Linked DNA regions of Homo sapiens: region 2 is linked to region 1. The links are chromatin contacts, found by Hi-C or POLR2A ChIA-PET in ENCODE. All regions are on one chromosome and are shown on one strand. Each heading gives the region's core, a stretch centred on a gene start or an enhancer-like site at or near the end of the contact. The rest is flanking DNA. Distances are from core to core; before and after follow the strand shown.

The links. A loop is a pair of places that touch in the nucleus more often than their neighbours do. ChIA-PET counts read pairs that join two places held with the same protein, here RNA polymerase II (POLR2A). Pooled maps may share reads with other maps.
Region 2: a map of endothelial cell of hepatic sinusoid shows a loop between it and region 1 (4-fold over the local background). The contact joins two enhancer-like sites. A Hi-C loop is called at or near these places in 8 of 168 maps with a recorded cell type or tissue (Panc1, ascending aorta, endothelial cell of hepatic sinusoid and 5 more), 1 of 37 single-sample maps with no recorded cell type and 4 of 50 pooled maps. POLR2A ChIA-PET finds 5 or more read pairs at or near these places in 12 of 52 experiments (A549, AG04450, B cell and 9 more).

The regions. Positions count from the first base shown.
Region 1 is chr11:61,796,118-61,798,817 of GRCh38, forward strand. FEN1 (flap structure-specific endonuclease 1) reads left to right here. Exons shown (of 2, transcript NM_004111.6): 2 at 1-1,121. The coding sequence ends at 387. Among named protein-coding and RNA genes, the nearest start is that of FEN1, 4.6 kb to the left of the region's middle. Within about 2 kb of position 1,259, at least 5 of the 41 ENCODE cell types and tissues checked have a DNase peak (open chromatin) inside an H3K27ac peak, as active enhancers do.
Region 2 is chr11:61,849,785-61,852,570 of GRCh38, forward strand. The region is part of intron 5 of FADS2 (fatty acid desaturase 2); the gene reads left to right. LOC124902679 (a long non-coding RNA gene) reads left to right here. Exons shown (of 2, transcript XR_007062695.1): 2 at 1-275. Among named protein-coding and RNA genes, the nearest start is that of FADS2, 23 kb to the left of the region's middle. Within about 2 kb of position 1,454, at least 5 of the 41 ENCODE cell types and tissues checked have a DNase peak (open chromatin) inside an H3K27ac peak, as active enhancers do.

The sequences.
Region 1 (2,700 bases), core at 9-2,508:
CACAAGAGCATCGAGGAGATCGTGCGGCGACTTGACCCCAACAAGTACCCTGTGCCAGAAAATTGGCTCCACAAGGAGGCTCACCAGCTCTTCTTGGAACCTGAGGTGCTGGACCCAGAGTCTGTGGAGCTGAAGTGGAGCGAGCCAAATGAAGAAGAGCTGATCAAGTTCATGTGTGGTGAAAAGCAGTTCTCTGAGGAGCGAATCCGCAGTGGGGTCAAGAGGCTGAGTAAGAGCCGCCAAGGCAGCACCCAGGGCCGCCTGGATGATTTCTTCAAGGTGACCGGCTCACTCTCTTCAGCTAAGCGCAAGGAGCCAGAACCCAAGGGATCCACTAAGAAGAAGGCAAAGACTGGGGCAGCAGGGAAGTTTAAAAGGGGAAAATAAATGTGTTTCCCCATTATACCTCCTTCACCCCAGAATATTTGCCGTCTTGTACCCTTAAGAGCTACAGCTAGAGAAACCTTCACGGGGTGGAGAGAGGATTCTAAGGCTTTTCTAGCGTGACCCTTTTCAGTAGTGCTAGTCCCTTTTTTACTTGATCTTAATGGCAAGAAGGCCACAGAGGTACTTTTCCTTTTTTAGCTCAGGAAAATATGTCAGGCTCAAACCACTTCTCAGGCAGTTTAATGGACACTAAGTCCATTGTTACATGAAAGTGATAGATAGCAACAAGTTTTGGAGAAGAGAGAGGGAGATAAAAGGGGGAGACAAAAGATGTACAGAAATGATTTCCTGGCTGGCCAACTGGTGGCCAGTGGGAGGTGATGGTGGACCTAGACTGTGCTTTTCTGTCTTGTTCAGCCTTGACCCACCTTGAGAGAGAGCCACCAGGAAGGCGCATCTTAGCAGATGGGAGGAACTGCTGAGAGAAGATGGGCAGAAAGCTGGAGCCCCTGGAGTTGGCTGTGTCTGTGTTTGTGACTGATTACTGGCTGTGTCTTGGGTGGGCAGAAACTCGAACTTGCTATGTAATTTGTGTCTAGTTATTCAGAGGAGTAAGATGGTGATGTTCACCTGGCAATCAGCTGAGTTGAGACTTTGGAATAAGACACTGGTTTTCATGCGCTGTTTTTGTTTTAAAGTTATGAAGAAAAAAGTCAATAAAATTCTAAAAGTAACCAAAATGTCATGTTCTTTGAGAACATTTGAAAATATCCCAAGTGACCATGGCTCCAAATAGCTTTCCTTTTCACTCTTAACATGCTGTAATTGCACTTGATTAACAATGGGTGGTTTGAGAGTGGCCACAAGATGGCACCATGCTCCATAAAATGGCCATAGCAGCTAGATGGAACTTCAGCCATTAGGAGGAGGATGTTTTGTTTATTTTATTTTGCTGGGAGAGGAGTTTTAATACGTTGAATAGATTTCTAGTCTCTCACTCCATGAGATCAAAGGAGTGCCTTTAAGAAAGCCTCACAATTTAGATCAACTACCTCATAACATCCAAGCATTTACTTTGCCACTACTTGTAAACTGAAAGCTGCCATTCAGAAACCATTTTCTTGTTCCTTTTGTAACATCAAATCCAAGATACTGTTTCCCATAGAGATGGCATGTTTTTGAGCTTTGAAAGTTTTATAATCCTGATAAAGCTTGGCCCATTTGAATGTCTGACGTTTTAGCATTCCTGTCAGGGCCATTTGAAGTTAACAGGGACACTTATGTAACTGTCCGAAATTTAAGCTGGCAATGTCTTGACAGATTAAACAGGTAGGGAGCCTGAAGACCAGTAGTTTTCAAGTCTTTTAATGGAGAAACCTATTCTTCAAGTGTAATCTTATGTGAAACTTTAGGATGTACAGGTTCCTCTGGTTGAAGCTGGAATGGGATAAAGTTTACCCAGCAACGGCCTCATAACTAGGGTACTTTTTGAAAACTGGTGTTGACAAAAAGTTCTATCCCAAGGGCAGGTAACTTTTGAAACTGATTTTCCCAGATTATACCAAGCCACACAACTTATTTGAGCTCTATTTTCTGATTCAGGTAGATTGCTTCTAAATCTGCAGTAATGGTGATAGGAACTAAAGACGGTAAGATTTCTTTTTTTTTTTTTTTTTTGAGACAGAGTCTCTTGCTCTGTCACCCAGGCTGGAGTTCAGTAGTGCGATCTTGGCTCACTGCAGCCTCAGCCTCCTGGGCTCAAGTGATTCTCCCACCTCAGCCTCCCAAGCAGCTGGGATTACAGGCACAGGCCACCATGCCTGGATGATTTTTCAATTTTTTGTAAAGATGGGATCTCACTGTTGCCCAGGCTGGTCTTAAACTCCTGGGCTCAAGCAATCCTCCCGCCTTGGCCTCCTAAAGGCTAGGATTACGTGTGCCATTCTCTCCCAGTGCTGGGATTACAGGATGAGCCACCTTGCCTGGCGAAATGTTAAGATTTCTTAGGAGTTATTGCCTCAGTGCAGTAGCTCTTAATAATTAAGGGCTTATACCCTGTGGTGGTCAAGAATGTAGTGGTTTTCTTTTGTCTTTTGAAGGTAAGTTTGTCTCCTATAGAATTTTGTTAATCTGACTTTCTGTGTGCACACTGCAGGGAAGATTAATGATGCCTACAAATGTTTTTGCTCAGAGCTGTTCTAGTTGGATGGTTAAGAGGCACTGCTCTGCAGTCAAGCTCTGAGGGATCACACTTGCAGAGGAAGATTTAGGCAGATAGGACTTAGGGAGACTATTTGGAAACTAGAAATGAGT
Region 2 (2,786 bases), core at 204-2,703, 54 kb after region 1:
TTTGGGAGGCTGAAGTGGGAGAAGTGCTTGAGCCCAGGAGTTCAAGACCAGCCTGGGCTACATAGTGAGACCCCATCTCTGCGAAAAATACAAAAGATTAGCCAGGTGTAGTGGTGTGCGTCTGTGGTCCCAGGTGCAGGGGAGGCTGAGGTGGGGGAATCACTTGAGCCTGGGAGCCTCAAGGCTGCAATGAGCTATGATTGCACCACTGCACTCCAGCGGGGACAGAAGAGGGAGACTCTGTCTCAAAAATAAAAAAATAAAAAACAAAAAAATTCTACCTTGTATCCTGCAACTTGCCACCTCTGCGAATGTGGATGCCCTTCCCCCCCAGTTCATGTAGACAGGTCTCGTCTCCCTCTAGCCATATGGTATTCTGTTGTACTTCTGAACCATAACAGGACCTACATTATTTTATATGGTAGACAAATTGAGTGTCAGTAGTTCATAATTTCTTTCTTTTCTTTTCTTTTCTTTTTTTTTTGAGACAGAGTCTTACTCTCTTGCCCAGTCTAGAGTGCAGTGGCACGATCTTGGCTCACTGCAACCTCCACCTCCCAGGTTCAAGTGATTCTCCTGCCTCAGCCTCCCGAGTAGATGGGATTACAGGTGCACACCACCACGCCTGGCTAATTTTCTCATTTTTAGTAGAGACGGGGTTTCACCATGTTGGCCAGGCTGGTCTTGAACTCCTGACTTCGTGATCCGCCCACCTCGCCCTCCCAAAGTGCTGGGATTACGGGTGTAAGCCACCGCGCCTGGCCCATAATTTCTTTTGAATAAAAGCCCCACCAATGCGTTCCACAAAAAAATGTTCTTATTTAATACATTCTTTTTTTTTATGTAGAGCCTCTATGTCGGGACCTAATTTAGAAGAAAAAAATAAATATATGCGCTGCTTTTTGGAAATACATTAATGATTAAAATGAAAGTTTAGAAGATCCTTGTTGCTTTTATGCAGATCTTAGGAGCCACAAAGCCATGCATAGAGTAGGGTTCAATCAGCATCTGCCAAGTGAGGCCAATTTTCCCTCACTAAGGAGTGGCACCGTGAGTGAAGTAGTATTCCCGACAGCCTTGGCGCCTAAGGCTTGGAACAAGGCGAGGAGACAGCCTGGCTCCCCAGTTCTGGTTTGTACACCCTCTTCTTATTTCATTTCCACCCGTGAGACTATCTGAGCAGGAACGTGGATTTTTCTGTAACATGGCCAATTCGCAGGAAATCAGCCACAGTTCTGTACTTTGGAAGCCTCTCTAAGCTGCCAGGGATTCCATTTTCTGCCAAAGTACAGGCTATTGTTATTCTTCTAGGAAACAGTTTGCCAGCTTTAATTAGAGGTGTCTAGAAAACAGAACTGATGAACTTGAGGCCCTCTGATAAGTGGGGACAAAGGCTTCATTTTCTCGGCGAGGCTTTGTAATGTAGAGCCGTTGGCTGTCCTGACAGATGTTCTCTGTGTCTCCAACAAAGAAAGTCTAGTCCCACCAGCTGCACTGGCAAGAAGGCGTCTTTCTTGTGCGTGGTGGCCAGAGAAGCCTCTCCTTTCCCGACATCTTCTCACCCCCGACACTTCTGGAACGCTGGCTTTGGGGCAGGAGATAGGGGTGGGAGGCTGTGAGGATCTGGTTGTTCAGTTACCAGCGGCGTTTGGAAGTCCCCAGCCAGTGCCGCGGTGTTCTGTGGAAATCCCCGCTCTCACACTCATGGGGAAAGGATTGGTGCTTCCTGGGTTCCTGGTGTTTTGACCTGTGCTCTGGCTCTCGCAGGACCCGGCCGCCCTGGAAGGAACCCTGGTCTCTTGACTGAAGTGACAGTGGGTCTGATGGGACTTGTCACATGCCAGTCCCACACACCACAGCAGGGCCAGGTGGGGCGGCCAGGTCCCAGGGCCTCAAGCCACCATCCCAGTCTCCAGAGCAAGGATGCCGGCCAGGGCTTCTATCTCTGGGGACAGATAAGCAAAGCAGCCCTGCCAAGCGGCTCCCAGCACGTGGAACTGTGAATAGCGCGGGCTCCGCAGTAAAGCCCTTTTCCTCGTTTTCTGCATTTTGGTCTTATTGATGCTGTCCAGGAGGATTCTTTTTGTCATATGTAGCAAAGTATATTCACTTTACCCAGAGATTCATTTCTTGTGTGCTTAGAAAGTTCTTCATACATATTATTTTCAGTTCTTTAAGGTTTTGTGTTTCAATCTTTAACTTCTGCCAAATGGGATATGGGTAGGATGATGTTCGGCCTTCACTTTTCTCCAGAGTCGGCCAGTTTTCCCGGCACCCCCATGAGGTGGCATTGCTTCTTCATATGAGGCAGTGAGTGCTCCTGAGCCCGGGCTTGGCCTGGGCTGGGCTGTCTGTCCTCTCCCAGGCCACCGTCTGGATGACTTGGGGGCCACACTCACACTCATTCATCCTTGGCACTTAACTCATTGGAAGCTCGTAGTGGGGTGCCTTTCCCCTTCTCTTTCTCTCTCTTTTTGTTTTTGTTTTTGTTTTTGAGACAAGGTCATGCTCTGTCACCTTGGCTAGAGCGTAGTGGCGCAATCTCGGTTCACTGCAGCCTCAACCTCCTGGGCTCAAGCCATCGTTCTGCCTCAGCCTCCCGAGTAGCTGGGACTACAGGCACCCGCCACCATGCCCGGCTAATTCTTGTATTTTTAGTAGAGATGGGGTTTCACCATGTTGGCCAGGCTGGTCTCGAACTCCTGACCTCAAGTGATCCGCCTACCTCAGCTTCCCAAAGTGCTGGGATTACAGGCATGAGCCACTGTGCCCGGCCAAGGTCTGTA